2 separate regions of the Homo sapiens genome follow, and region 2 is linked to region 1. A link is an interaction called in ENCODE POLR2A ChIA-PET data of the cell type or tissue named here. Cell type or tissue: OCI-LY7. All regions are shown on one strand. Each heading gives the region's core, and the rest is flanking DNA. Links, peaks and the distances in the headings are about the cores only.

What was found. ChIA-PET counts read pairs that join two places held together with the same protein. Peaks named below come from ENCODE experiments on the same cell type or tissue, not always from the same donor. Only the 100,000 strongest peaks of a DNase experiment are listed, where the experiment ranks them.
Region 2: POLR2A ChIA-PET joins it to region 1 with 9 read pairs; 23 of 35 experiments call an interaction of 5 or more read pairs at or near these places.

Annotation. Positions count from the first base shown.
Region 1 is chr14:101,813,398-101,820,866 of GRCh38, forward strand. The region is part of intron 3 of PPP2R5C (protein phosphatase 2 regulatory subunit B'gamma); the gene reads left to right. Among named protein-coding and RNA genes, the nearest start is that of PPP2R5C, 55 kb to the left of the region's middle. RefSeq lists an enhancer at 7,127-7,386. In OCI-LY7, for the core only: a CTCF peak has its summit at 2,953; a DNase peak (open chromatin) is centred at 2,804; H3K4me3 peaks cover 1,713 bases; H3K27ac peaks cover 1,944 bases.
Region 2 is chr14:101,927,602-101,935,070 of GRCh38, forward strand. It overlaps PPP2R5C (protein phosphatase 2 regulatory subunit B'gamma), which reads left to right. Exons shown (of 16, transcript NM_001352913.2): 16 at 1-376. Among named protein-coding and RNA genes, the nearest start is that of DYNC1H1, 33 kb to the right of the region's middle. RefSeq lists enhancers at 488-988, 989-1,489. In OCI-LY7, for the core only: no CTCF peak of the experiment used is centred there; no DNase peak of the experiment used is centred there.

The DNA.
Region 1 (7,469 bases), core at 1,798-4,297:
CCCATGGACCATAGTTCACCAACTCTGTTCTAGACTGTTCTTTGACTTTCGGAATTGCCTGTTAAGGATAGGAAAGCATGTTTCCTGCAGGCCTTCAGTCTAGTGCCTCCTCCCTGTGCTGGGAAGCTGGGCCAGCCGTGATGCTGTGAGGCGTGGTGGGTGGGCCCACTTCCCACCCTGCAGCGCATGCTCACTTCAGGAGCCAGGTTTAAGGCAGTGACAGCCAAGCCGGAAAGATGGTAATGGCCAGAGAGGAAGCACACAGTTTGAGCCTTTTCCAGCTGGCCCTTATTCTGGGCTTCAAGAATGTTATTAACTGCTCTCATCTTGTTCTAGTCATTAGCAAACTTATCCAGTGGATGAGTCTGTCCTTGAAAGACTCAGGAGTAGCTCCAGCCTGGTGGGATGTTGGAGAACAAACCATTCTTTTGATGTAAACCCATTTTTTCTTGGGAAGTGGAAGTCTAATGGAAAAGTTTATTTTCTCACAAGTACTTCCTGAGTCACCAATTTGTTGAAGGTCTTCACCTTTCCAATAAAAACTCATTAAAAAACATGCAAGAAGCAAGCACAGAACTCAAACCCATGGCTTTCATTTCCTGCTGCGCTAAATCTGGTGACTTAACCTATATTAATAATAACAATAGCTATACATAATGCACATGGGTTGCTAAATTAGTAACACACCTGCATGGTGTGAAGTCAGTAAGTACTAGTGAGAATGGGTGCCCCCTGTTATCTTTATTCCCTAAAATTAGGAAGGAAAAATGTTTGAATGATGACTAAACAGTTCTTCAAATAATTAAACCAGTGATCCTCTGAACAGTGCCTCAGCTCAAGATTTTTACTTCACAAACATCTCTTTACTATGTAACTGCAGCTCTCTGCAAAGTGACTTTATAGAACTACAGCCTTAACCTTACCCATATCCTATCCTGTATCCAATCCTGTATCCTAGGTGTGAAGTTGTTTCTTTCGTATTCCTGGTGGTGTGGAAGGTAACCAAAGTAACAGATAACTCTCTGAGGAAACAGGGGTGGGTATGTTTGTGTAAAGTCTGTACACCTTTTTGTTCCTTAAACACACACACATTTATGCTCATAAACACACTCTCATCCACCTCCCTCATCCATACGCTCTCAATCTCAGAGGCAAAAACAAAAGCTTACCATCCAGCTTGGGTCTAATGTCTGCTCAGGAGGTTTTGCCTTGCAGCAAAAGCTATCTTCTAAAATTTTCTCATTAAAGTATGTTGTGTAGAGGAATGAAAGAAAAATAGAGGTAAGGTTATTAGTCAAGAATAGGGTGTGTGTTTTTAAACCCAGGAAAAGAATAGACAGAAACACAAAGACAAAGTGGTTTGGGATACATCCTAACTTTTGGTTCCATATGTCAAATAAAATTGCGAGGTGGTTCTTTTTGGATCCTACAGCACTTTGCCAATTGTGACAAGCTGTTGTGAACACTCATGTACTTCTTCCTCACAGCACTCCTGCCTGGCAGGTGAGCAGGACAATCCTAGTATTTCTCCTCCCCAAGGTCACCCAGCCTAGAGGGTCCAGTCCAGGGCTGTTGGCAGCACCAAGTACGAGGTCCCGAAGCTGCTGCTGGTGGCTGTCCCAGAGGAGAAGCAGCATACGTTGAGTGCCTTCAGTGTGCTAGGTCACAGCTGAAACCCTGTACCTCTGTTCTCTCTCTGAATCTGCCCAACACTGTGAGGCATTATAACCCTCCCCCACTCACTACCGCCCCTGCCTTTTTTGTCCCCCCGGGAGAAAAAAGGGAGCCTCTTGCCCAGGGCCACAGAGAATGTAGTGAAACAAGATTTGAGCCTCAGTCAGTCTGATAGCAAAGCTCATGTTCTTTGCTCTGCAGACATCAGAGTGTTGAGAGATGCTGGTGAAAGCTCCCACCTCATAGGTACTTTTTGATTTTTACTGTTTTCTGTACAGTGGTAATGGATTTGAGTGTCTGGAGTTCAAAACTCATTTCAGGGTTGAATAGGAGTTTGTTAAAGGTTTACATGCGTATGTTCTTGGTGTGCAGGGAGAAAGTTGATAATCTTACCTGCTGTCCCAGTTCACTTACCAAATCTGCCAGCTAGTAACTGTTGACTTACCTCCTCCACAAAATCAGGAGTATCCCGAGGACAGTCCTGTTGAACTTGTTCTCTGGTGACACTGAGCATTATTCCTAGAGTAGAGGCATCAGTTAGTGTCAGTGGATTAAAAATTAAAAGTTATCTCTGAGTGATCACTCAGGAAATAGCTATCTACTATATTTCTTTTTTGAGTTGGAGTCTCGCTTTGTCACCCAGGCTGGGGTGCAGTGGCGTGATCTCGGCTCACTGCAACCTCTGCCTCCCAGGTTCAAGCGATTCTCCTGCGTCAGCCTCCCGAGTAGCTGGGATTACAGGTGCATGCCACCACGCCCGGCTATTTTTTGTATTTTTAGTATAGACAGGGTTTCACCGTGATGGCCAGGCTGCTCTCGAACTCCTGACCTCAAGTGATCCGCCCGCCTTGGCCTCCCAAAGTACTGGGATTGTAGGCATGAGCCACCACACCCGGCCTATCTGATGTATTTCTTAGCTAAATACCTCATCAGTGGAATGAGAAGCTCATGAGAAGCTGTACTTTATTTTTCTTTCAATCCTCTATACGCTGTAGTTAACGTATTTCAATGAAAAACATATAGGAGATGGCTTTTGCTGCAAGGCAAAAACCTGCTGAGCAGACGTTATACCCAAGTGCAAGAGTAAGACTACCAAAAAGGTGACAGACTTTACACAAGGCGGCTGGTTGAAAGAGCGACACAGGTGCCCACTCCACTCTAGGCCTTGCTCAGGCGCTGTTTCCGCTCCCTGTCACACTGGAAATAGGACCGCCAAGTGGTCTAAACGTGGGATAAATCATTTCTCTCACTCACATCTTGGAAAGACGCTGGCTAAAATGCATGGGGGAAACCAGTACTCCCACAGCAGGTAGAAGTCTGGCTTTATTTGAGGCCCTTGAATTACACATAAATCAAAAACTCTTCTAGTTTAAAAAAGAAAAAAGACTAAAGAGATATAACAGGTACCGTGAGTGAATCTAGATCAGATCCTTGTTCTAAAAAGTGTGAAATCAAACCTATTAGAGACATTTTGAAGGCAGCTGGAGAAAGTGGAGTGCAGAATGATGTTGGATGTGTGGAATTACTGCGAACTTTCTAGGTGTAAAAAGGTGTCCAACTTTTGTAAGGGACTTTTCTTATTCTTAGGGAATGCAGAATGAAGTATTAATAAGTGAAGGATCGTGATCTCTGCAACTTTAAATGGTAAAGAGAAAAGTGGGTAAAAAGCAAATATGTCAAAGCATGAACAGTTGTTGAATCTAGCTGAGGGGATATACAATATACAATTATTCATTGAAATTCTATGGAGATTTTAACTTTTTCATAATGTTTGAGAGAAATAAATATATATATTTATTTATATATATATTATATATATATTATATAAATATATATATAATATATATATTTATATAATATATATAATATAAAAATATTATATATGTATATATATTTTTTTTTTTTGAGATGGAGTCTTGCTCTGTTGCCAGGCTGGAGTGCAGTGGAGCAATCTCAGCTCACTGCAGCCTCCGCCTCCTGGGTTCAAGCAATTCCACTGCCTCAGCCTCTCAAGTAGCTGGGACTACAGGCACCCACCGCCACAACCAGCTAATATTTTGTATTTTAATAGAGATAGGGTTTCACCATGTTGACCAGGATTGTCTCGATCTCCTGACCTCGTGTTCCACCCGCCTCGGCCTCCCAAAGTGCTGGGATTACAGGCGTGAGCCACTGCCCCAGGATGAGAAATATATTTTTAAAAAATAAGGCTGTTTCGCTCTCTTATCATTTCAATATTCTCTGGTGAAGGAAATATCTTTAAAAAGGGTCTGCTTTGGAAAAAATGTACAAAGAAAATGTAATAACTTAGCTACTGTTTCCTAAGCCATGAGCAGTGGCCTTTCATATTTGAGTCTTTGCCAGCCAGTGTTGGTCCTCTGGTTGTAACTCACAGTAGCTGCACAGACGGCCACACCATCTGACAAAACAGCGTTTTTGGGGTGCATAACCGTTTTTGATGTTTATTGGCATTTTTATTGGTCTTTTGGAGTGTAACTGCCTTTGAGCCACACTAGAAGATAAGATAAAACCAAAGTTTCCTCCGCACTTTAAGAGGCAGGGTGTTTGGTGGCTGAGGGTAGGACCTGGAGCCACACGCCAGGGTCAGATCACCCCCCATCCCCCACCCCGCCCACCCCAGGCAAGCTGAACTGTCTAGGGCATGTGACTCACTCTCTGTTTCTAGAAATGGAACGTGAAATGGGAATAATAATACAACCTACCTCTTTGGGGTTTTTTGAAAGTTAAGTGAATGCACATAAAGAACTTAAAATGGCGCCTGGAGTGTCGTGAGACTCAGTGCTCATGGTGTCTGTGGTTGTCTCTTTCGTAGGTCACGTATGGTACTCTAGGGCCCCGCCACTTAGCCATAATCTGTTTTCTTTTTCTCCAGCTGTATTATCTGTATTTGTTCATCTCAAAGCTCATCTGTCTCTCTCTCTCTCTTTTACCCAGCCTTTTCATCTCTTGCAGTTTGCTTGGCATTTCACCATTTGGAAGAAATTAGTATCATCAGTACCTCTGGAGTTTGCACTATGCTCTGCTTATAGATTGTGTATAGTTACCTGCTAAGATGGTCCTAAGCACATGTCCACGGCCTCAGTTCAGAGTATACTTAATGCTCCCTATTCAGTCTTTCTGTTCCCGTGCTCCAGTCCGTGAAGTCTAGAGTAAAATAAGAAATTGGCATTTATATACATCTCCCCTCCTCATCTTTAACTCTTTTGAAGAAGAGAGTTTTAGTATCACATTCATAAGAAATTTCATCTTTAAAAGTTGGTATTACAGGCGCAGTGCCTCACACCTGTAATACCAGCACTTTGGGAGGCCAAGGTGGGCAGATCACCTGAGGTCAGGAGTTCAAGACCAGCCTGGCCAACATGGTGAAACCCCATCTCTACTAAAAATACAAAAATTAGCCAGCGTGGTGGCGGGTGCCTGTAATCCCAGCTACTAGGGAGGTTGAGGCAGGAGAATCACTTAAACCTGGAGACGGAGGTTGCAGTGAGCCGAGATCACGCCACTGCACACCAGCCTGGGCAGCAGAGTGAGACTCTGTCTCAAAAAAAAAAAAAAAAGTGAGCAATATCTGTGGTTAATCTCAAATAGGGTGGCTTTCCGTGTCATTTCCCTTTAGTTGTTTTTAAATGCAGATGTTGCTTTAATTAAATAATATTTGAAATAAGTGGGGTCCCAACTATAACCTTATATCTTATTGTTTTTAAATGTTGATATTTTGGTGTTTTCAGTAGAATTTGAGCTGTTAACAGTGATTAGGTTTTTTCAGTTTGTCATCGATGTATGTGACCTCGTTATAATACACATGGATTTTTGTCTGCTGGTTGTGTTACTCATGAGCAATGTGTTCTAATTATGGTATTTTAACTTATAACTTATGAAAAAGTTATGTTTCACTCTAGGGAACAAGTCCTGAAGAACCCTCAAGCCCTAAAGTACCACCTCCACTTCTTCCTGAGTTGCTGGTTCTTATTTTTGGTGGGCTTCAAGGAAGAGGTGGGTGGTGAGGGTGTCTGTATATGTGTGTTTACATTTGTAGACAGTTTCTGTACATGTATAATTAGGAATGGGTTGTCGGTTTTGGTTTTTTTCCCAGCTTTATGTAATTGGTCAGACTTCTCAAAGGGGGGTAGCACTTGATAATCGCTCTCTTGGAACTCTGAAGCCTTTGCATGGAGCAGTGTTCACCCTGGGCAGCCTGTGGCCCCTGGGGTCACAGAGCTGCTTTCCAGGGGGTTTGCAAGGCCGTCACTGCCTCATAAGATTACCAAGATCTAATTTACCTCTCACTGTGTGGACGTTTGCCCTGGTGGTGCAAAGGCAATGGTGAGGAATATGGCGCCTTTCTTTCATCGAGCAGGACAGCGGTGTTCAGCTAGCAACACACCAGTCTGACCCAAGAATGTCCTCGATAAAGCATGAAGTTACTGGTTTTTTAAGTCTCAACTCTTTTGTATACCTTTTTAATTTTGTTTTTGTTTGGGTTTGTTTTTAGTTTTGTTTTTGTTTGGGTTTGTTTTTAGTTTTGTTTTTGTTTGGGTTTGTTTTTGTTTGGTTTTTTGGTTGCTCAGGCTGGAGTGCAATGGCGCAATCACAGCTCACTGCAGCCTCAACCTCCCCAGCTCGAGCATTCCGCCCACCGCAGCATCCTGTGTAGCTGGGACTACAGGCAAGCACCACCACACCCAGCGTGGTTTTTTGTTGTTGTTGTTTTGGTAGAGCTGGGGTCTCACTGGGTTGCTCAGGCTGGTCTCAAACCCCTGGGCTCAAATGATCCTCCTGCTTTGGCCTCCCAGAGTGCTGGGATTAGAGGCGTGAGCCACCGCACCCAGCCTCCTTTTTAATTTTGCGTGACGAAATGCAGAGTTCACATGAAGCCGTTCTAGCATGCTGGAGTGTGATGGCCGTCTCGAAGAAAAGCGCCCATGTGATGTGTGAGTTATGAGCCAAAATAGCCACTTTTTCCAGGAACTTTAAATTATGAGAATAGTAATGTAAAATCATTTTTACTTGACAGAACAAAAAGCAGACAAACTGTGGATATTAAGACTTAAATATTTGGCTGATATTTTCTAGAAAATCTATGAAGTGAGCTTATCAATTGAGGGGAAAACAACTGCGACACTGTTTTTGGCCCATGGTAAAATTTGAGCTTTCAAGAAAAATTTGAACTTTGGAGAACTTTTATCTGCCAGTGTAAATGTGGCAGCTCCCAGTGCCACAGACTCTTCTGCTGAGAGGGGTGGTGACATTAGCAAGTGGGGTTTCTTGATGTATACGGTGGAAGGTCACACACCACATGCAGCAGTGTGTTCTCAGTGACCAACGAACGATGCTACAAACAAGCGTGGGTGAAGAGCCACCAAAGTGTAAGACACACTGCCGGGTGTTCATGTAACTGACAGGTTCATCAACATGGTTTCAGATTCCTCATTGCAACTAATCTTTAAGGAACTATCACTTGTTGAATTTTAGCATAGGCAAAGAAGAACATCGGCAATTTTTTGAGAAGCATTGAAACCTCCCTTTTCCCACCAGACGTGTCTGTCTGAGCCTGGGGTGTTTCTTTACATATACTTGAACCAGAATAGCATATCACAGCAAGTTGAACACAGAAGCATGTCGGCAGATCCGCCTGTCTTCTGTTGAGTATTGAAGATACATGCAAAAATGTACAACATGGCCATTTTCTCGCTGGTTTCTTTTTGAAAATAAGGTTATTTTCATAAAATATTACTTAACATGAAGTGAACCTATTGCTAATTTAATGAATAAGT
Region 2 (7,469 bases), core at 2,179-4,678, 110 kb after region 1:
GTGGCTTTAGTATGGCTTCCTTTTAATATTGTACATACATTGTATCTTTGTTTTATGGTAATAAGTAATAAAAATGTAGACTTCATATTTTGTACAAAATGTCCTATGTACAGAATAAAAAAGTTCATAGAAACAGCAAATATAGGTAAGTGGCACAATTATTTTTCTTTAGAAAATATCTGTAACTTTATGCATTAGTGAAATGTTAAGTACCGACATATTTTTTAACATTTTGTAATTCAAAACTTTTTGTTTTGACATTGTTTATGAAGAGAAACTTCATACACTTGCCATTTAATATGCTCTTTTATCTAATTTTCAAAAACTCTAAAAAACGGTGTATCATATGGACTAAATAAAGAACATGTGAATTTTATTGCTCATCATGAAACTAAATTTAGCCATGGTGTTGAGCAAGCTGGCTCTGACGTTATCGGGTTCCCGTTAGGTCAGGGCCGCCCACACACAGGGACGCTGACTGCAGAGGGGCTGGCCATCTCCATCCAGCCCGCCTGGAGCGCTGGCTGCGCCAGATGCTAGCCACAGCTGTTCAAAGCTAAGTCTATCCACTGATTTTTTTACTTACTTAGTGGAAAAGGCAGTGTGACTTTTTATAGACCGCCTCTTGGTTTGGTTTGGGTTTTGGGGCTTTTTTTGAGTAAGAAAAGGTGAATCAATACAATTTATAGAAATGAAAGTCTTGAAAATAGGGAATTGCTGAAAGTATGAATTTAGGATCCTAGTTCGCCCACCTCCTCCTCAGTGGAGAGATCATTATCCTCGCTGATGCTCTTGCGAGAAGCCCATGGAAACAGGACTAAAGTGTTATCTGCTCGTGTCGTGGTTATAACCTCACCTCTCCATAGCTGCGTGTGGTCAGCACGCCGGCTGGCGTGGGAGGGCAAGCTCTGTGCTTAGCTTCCTTCTCTACCCAGTGGCGTCTGTGCTCCCTTCGCACTGACAGAGGTGCAGACGCCGTCACTCTGCAGCTGGGGGCACGTGGACGAGGCTGAGACCCAGGCAGAGTGTGGCCTTCGCCCAAGGGTCCGGTAACTTTGCTGGCTGTTTCGAAGAACCGCACATGCCCCACTTCCACCTAAAAGTGGACTCGCCAGCCAGAAGACTTCACATCCTGCACCGCTACTCACGTCGATGTTTCCGCAGACTAGATGCTCGCCCGCTGCGGTCCTTATCCCTCATCTTAAAATTGGAGGAAACCTGGTGTTTAGTAACTTCCTACAGCACGAGAGTTCGAGAGGACTCACTCACAGAGGCATGCTGCGATTTCAGCCCAGCTGCATGCTGCTGCTATTTTGGGGTAGCAAGAAGCATAAAGGCAAAACTGTACTGGCTTCGTGTCTCCTTCCGTGAGGGTTGGCAGCACCCATCAGCAGTAATGACAAGGAGAACTCATATTTCTTAGCACTGCCTTTATGCCAGGAGCTGTGGTGGGTGCCTCATTTCCCTGGGTTAATTTACTTAGTTCTCACAACCCACCAAATAATTTACTACTATTATCCTCATTCACAAATGAGGAAACTGAGGCACACAAAGGTGAAGTCACTTGACCGAGGTCACACAAATATTGAGTGGAGCCAGGTTTCGACCCAAGCAGTGTGGCCTGGGGTCCAAGCCCCGACCGTCATGTTACATGGTGGAAATGCCTTCTAGATGGGCAGCATCATGGGTGACGGTGAACACAGGTGAGGGCCTGGGGACATGCCCGCAGCACCACGCCAGGCCATAAGGAACACACCCAGGTGGACAGTGTGAAGTTACGGTATTGTCAACCTAAAGGAAGAAACTGAGACAAATTAATATAGGGAGAGGCCAGGCCCCACGGCTCATGTCGGCAATCCCAGCTACTCAGGAGGCTGAGGTGGGAGGATCACTTGAGCCCAACAGGTTGAGACTGCAGTGAGCCGTCATCTCACTACTGCATGCCAGCCTGGGCGACAGAGCAACACCTTGTCTCAAAAAGAAAATACAGGGAGAGAGCTTATTTGGGCCAAGGTTGAGAGCTGCGGCCTAGGAAACACTTCCAAGTTGCCTTGAGAAATGCTCTGGGGGAGAAAAAGAGAGGCTTCTGCATTTAAAGGAAAAAGGACGGATCAGGAAAGGGGCAATTACTCAAGTTGTTTTTCAGGAGTTCTCATTGGTTGACAGAAACACTTGGTTAGTTCTCATAGGTTGACAGAAACACTTGGTGAATGATTGGCTATACATTGTTGAACTACAGGCCACGAGTTACCGTGTCCAACGTGGCATTTTTAGCTACATGGCGTAGCTATTGGTACCAGTCTGGAACCCACACAGCAGGTTTCAGGAGACGATCTCCCAAGGCAGGAGGGGGAGTGGGGCGTGGCTGCTGTCTCATTCCAGTGCCTCTGGGCCTGATCGCTGAAAGGGGGCTCACCTTCCTCAGGTAAAAAGTGTTTCCTTCTTATCCTGAACTCCAGGTGAAACCCTTGCATCTGCATTCACCACCACTTGACACAGGAGAACCCCGGGCCCTGCAAGGTCGAGGGGTGACCACGGTCATGGGCCCCAGGGTCTGTCCTTCATGACCATTGCCCCATGGAGACACCCAGGGCCGCCCGGAGCCCATGCTCAGCCCCGATGTTGCATTGGGGAAGCAGCCCCTATAGAGACAGTGTCAAGGGATAGCTGTGACAGCTGTGGGCTCTGATGGTGCACTTGACCCCAGAACCAGAAGAGCTTGATTCCAGTCCAGTGGCTCCCGTTCCTCGGAGGCTATTGTTTTTTTGTTTTGTTTCGTCTTGTTTTGTTTTTGAGACAGAGTCTCACTGTGTCGCCCAGGCTGGAGTGCAATGGCGCGACCTCAGCTCATTGCAACCTCTGCCTCCTGGGTTTAAGCAGTTCTCCTGCCTCGGCCTCCGGACTAGCTGGGATTACGGGCGCCCACCACCACACTCAGCTAATTTTATATTTTTAGTAGAGACGGGGTTTCACCATGTTGGCCAGGCTGGTCTCAAACTCCTGACCTCAGGTGATCTGCCCGCCTTGGCCTCCCAAAGTGCTGGGATTACAGGCGTGAGCCACCACGCCCAGCCTGAGGCTTTTGTTTTTATGTAAGTTTAGATTTTATAAAACTTTTTTTTTTTTTTTGAAACGGAGTCTCACTCGGTTTCCCAGGCTGGAGTGCAGTGGCGCGATCTTGACTCCTCACAACCTCCGCCTCCCAGGTTCAAGTGATTCTCCTGTCTCAGCGTACCAGGGAGCTGAGATTACAGGCCTGTGCCACCACACCCAGCTGATTTTTGTACATTTAGTAGAGGTGGGGTTTCGCCATGTTGGCCAGGCTGGTCTCCAACTTATGACCCCGTGATCCTCGTGCCTCAGCCTCCCAAAGTGCTGGGATTACAGGTGTGAGCCACCACGTCCAGCCTGAGGCTTTTGTTTTTAGGTAAGTTTAGATTTTATAAAACGTCAGCATTTTTTTAAACAAACGTGCTAAATTTCAGCATATTTGGAGACCACCAACACATTAGCCTCTGTTCTCATTATATTACTAATGTGAACCTATAAAATTATCAAAAATTCAGCTCTTATTTAACATGTAGTTTTATATAAGATTTCATTTGGAGGAAAAAAAATGGATTCTACTGTCAAAAAGTTTGAAATGTACTAAGCTTAATTCAGTTCCTTTTTTAGAGACAGGAATAGACCTAGAGGTGCAGAGATGGGCCCAAACTGACTGGAAGCCAAGTGCCCCCTACTCTCATAAGACTTTCTGCTTCGTATGAAAAGCATGATGTAAATTCCACAGAACTTGGGGGTGGGGGTGGGGGCAGGGGCCACATAAAAACTCCATAATCTCTAGAATTCCTATTTTCCTACTTACAGGTCTTACTGGTCATGTCTGGTGTAGGGTGGTTGCTCTTGAGGGGCTTTTAGAAATACACAGCTAAGGGCACAGCAGGGGAGCCCTGATTTTTAACAAATCCAGAATTGTATTTAAAAAAAAATACACAGGTAAATAAACAAGCTGGGGCTGGCCCAGGTGTACTGATTTGTGTACTTTTATAGGATAATATATAACAAATTGATTACTGGCCAATCCAAGAGGGGTTTTTGTTTATGTTTTGGGGCCTTTGTTTTTAGAGATGGCTTCTTGTTGCCCAGGCTAGCCTCAGACTCCTGGACTCAAGCGATCCTCCTCCCAAGTAGCTGGGACCACAGGCCTGTGCCACCACACCTGGCAATCCAAGAGTTTTTTGACCTATCTTCTTAATTTCTGTAAAAGCAATCAGTAACAGATACTGTTGGTGAACGAATACGCAGCACAGCTGTGATGGAAAAAGAATAGTGGAGGGGGAATGAGGAGAACCAGTGCTCAGGAGCCCCAGAGATGCTAAATGGGCACTTTACAGCCAACAGCGCTGCTCAGGTGCTTCTGCCTCCCAGAAGTGTCTCTCTCACACACACACACACACACCTGGCCACCCCCAAATCAGAATATGGATCAGAGGGGGTGCCAAGCAAGGGGAGGATTAGGCTGGATCCTGGCGCTGAAGCATAACATTGAGAAGCCAAAGGCTGCCATTCTCCCCTGCTCCTCTCTCCCTCCCTTTCTCAGGTGTGGTGGCCTCATCCATCTTCATTTCTGCCTCCAAAACAAGGCTCCCTTCCTGCTGGCGAGCCCCCTGCTGACTCTCCCTTGGGTTCCCCTCTGTGCGCTGCCCTGAGCCGGAGCTTCCATGTCTAATGCAACGCAGGTGAGCCCGTCCGCCAGGTACTTCTTGGGTGTTTAGGTGCCTGTTGAAAATGGGTCCTCAATTGGCCGGGCGCGGTGGCTCACGCCTGTAATCCCAGCACTTTGGGAGGCCAAGGCGGGCAGATCACGAGGTCAGGAGATCGAGACCATCCTGGCTAACACGGTGAAACCCCGTCTCTACTAAAAATACAAAAAATTAGCCGGGCGTGGTGGCGGGCGCCTGTAGTCCCAGCTACTCTGGAGGCTGAGGCAGGAGAACGGCGTGAACCCGGGAGGCGGAGCTTGCAGTGAGCCGAGATGGCACCACTACACTCCAGCCTGGGCGACAGAGTGAGACTCCGTCTCAAAAAAAAAAAAAAGAAAAAAGAAAATGGGTCCTCAATCAAAGAGTGACCCCCAGAGTGAGCGCCATGCCTGAGGCTTAGAGCAGGGTCACCTCCTCCTTTCAAACAGGAATCCATGCTGAGGCTGGAGCCTCTTTAGACCCACGTGGCCCCACAGCCCACAGAACCAAGGCTGACCCCAAGGCTTGAGCTAAAGCAAACAGTCACGTATATCACGTGTTGCTATCAGATGACTTGTGAGAAGCTGCCTTGTTTCCAGTGCTATCAGAGCCCAGGTGATTCTCTAGCAAATGCTTTGCCGGGAAACCTGGAGGTTTCTTCTTTCGGGATTGCTTCTTTGTGAGTTTCAAACAGAGTAAAATAAAAAGTCTGCCACAGAAAATTGACATCATAATTAAAGGCCCAGAGGTCGGCGTGAGACTGGCATGAGGGGCAGAGGAAGGACATGGGGCCCACCCGGAGTCTCCGACCACCCCCAGGCTCAAGAGTTCCCTCTAAGGACTCACGGAAGTGAGTAAAGCTGTCGGACACACGGCTACAATTATGAGAGTGAACGGACACTGATGAAAATCAGCAACAGGACAAGATGCACAAGGCAGGGCCATCCAGGAGATAGCGGGCTCTGCTCAGAGCTGCCAGCCGTCCTCTCCCCGTGGAGCCCTGCGGCGCGCTGGCTTCTCCTGGTGACGGTGTGCACCAGCTCGCATGGAGTATCGCCAACCAGGGAAGCTCGCCCGAGCCTTGGCGTCCACGGTTTTACTGGTTAATCATGTGTACATGGTGGCCTCAGTGTCCAGCCCCTCCAGAGGTGGGGCCATCCTGTGTGGCCCAAGACCCCCAGCATAAATCACGTTTGCCTAGACTGTCCAGCAGGGCCCAAGGCCCCCAGCTAAACAAAGCCACTCTCACCAGGCACAGCATGCCAAGGGCCTCTCGGCTACTGCAAAGCTGGAGAAAAGGCCAGACTTCTCTTTGGACAAGGTTGAACCTTTACTGAACAGCTGTCCTCCCCACAAGAGGAACTAGAGCACAGAGGGGCTCATCTGCTGGGCCAAGGTAGCTAAGGGCAATGTGAGGGTCTCACAGTCAACCCAGGACCTCCCTAACTCAAAGCTCTTCCCTAACTCAAAGCTCTTCCCGCTACACAGCAAGAAGAAGGGACTTCCCAGCTAAATGGTGACATCTGCTTTCCACTGAATCTGAGAAAGGAGAAGCTTCCAGAATGAGACTAAATAATTTGCAGAGGAGAAGGAACAGAACTTGCCTTCAGAATGTGGACCACTCCCCGTAACTCAGAGACAAAACAATCCCATACCTTGAAGTAGCTTGGAGATGAGCTTTATTTTATATCAACATTAATACATATGGGTATACCTAGCTTTATTTCCCCCCTCAACTTAGAGTCTGAATGTGTGGTAAGCATGTTCATCGCTGGATAAGCATCTGGTATGGTCTAATCGGCAATAAGTAGGGGAGTGGGGGCCGGGCGCCATGGCTCACACCTGTAATCCCAGCACTTCAGGAAGCCGAGGTGGGCGGATCACTTCAGGTTAAGAGTTTGAGACCATCCTGGCCAACACGGTGGTGAAACCCGGTCTCTACTAAAAATACAAAAAAATTAGCCAGGTGTGGTGGCAGGAGCCTGTAATCCCAGCTACTCGGGAGGCTGAGGCAGGAGAATCGCTTGAACCCGGGAGGCAGAGGTTCAGAGGTTGCGGTGAGGTGAGATTGCACCATTGCACTCCAGCCTGGCAACAGAGCAAGAGTCCGTCTCAAAAAAAAAAAAAAAAAAATAGGTGTGGTGGTGCACGCCTGTAATACCAGCTACTCGGGAGGCTGAGGCAGGAGAATCACTTGAACTCGGGAGGTGGAGGTTGTAGTGAGCCAAGATCGCGCCACTTCACTCCAGCCTGGGTGATAGAGTGAGACTTCATCTCAAAAAAAAAAAAAAATGTAGGGGAGTGGAAAGTTTTCAGGGAACCCAAGAGCCTGAGTCTTCCTGAATGAGCTCTCCAGCAAGGTGAAAGCCCAGCAGAGTCTCCGGTGGGCAAAAATCTCAGGCAGAAGAAACTTCTGTGACTGCATTCACTTATTCATAAGAGAACACCCACGGCCCCACTGCCCCAGCTGAGGATGAGGAAAGCAACCACAGCTGCCGCTCTCACTAGCTTCTTTCTCCAGCCTAGAGACTGGCGTGACTCCATCTCGCCGTGAGGTGCCCAGGGTGGGAGAAGACCTCATGGCCATGGTGGGCAGCCCGTGGCTTTATGAGTGAGGACAGCCAGGAGCACCGAACCCCAATACCCGGAACACTAGCACAGCAACAGTGCCAGGCAGACCCCAATCTCTCAATTCCTGGCCCCGCACTTGCGTCAATATGGTACCGC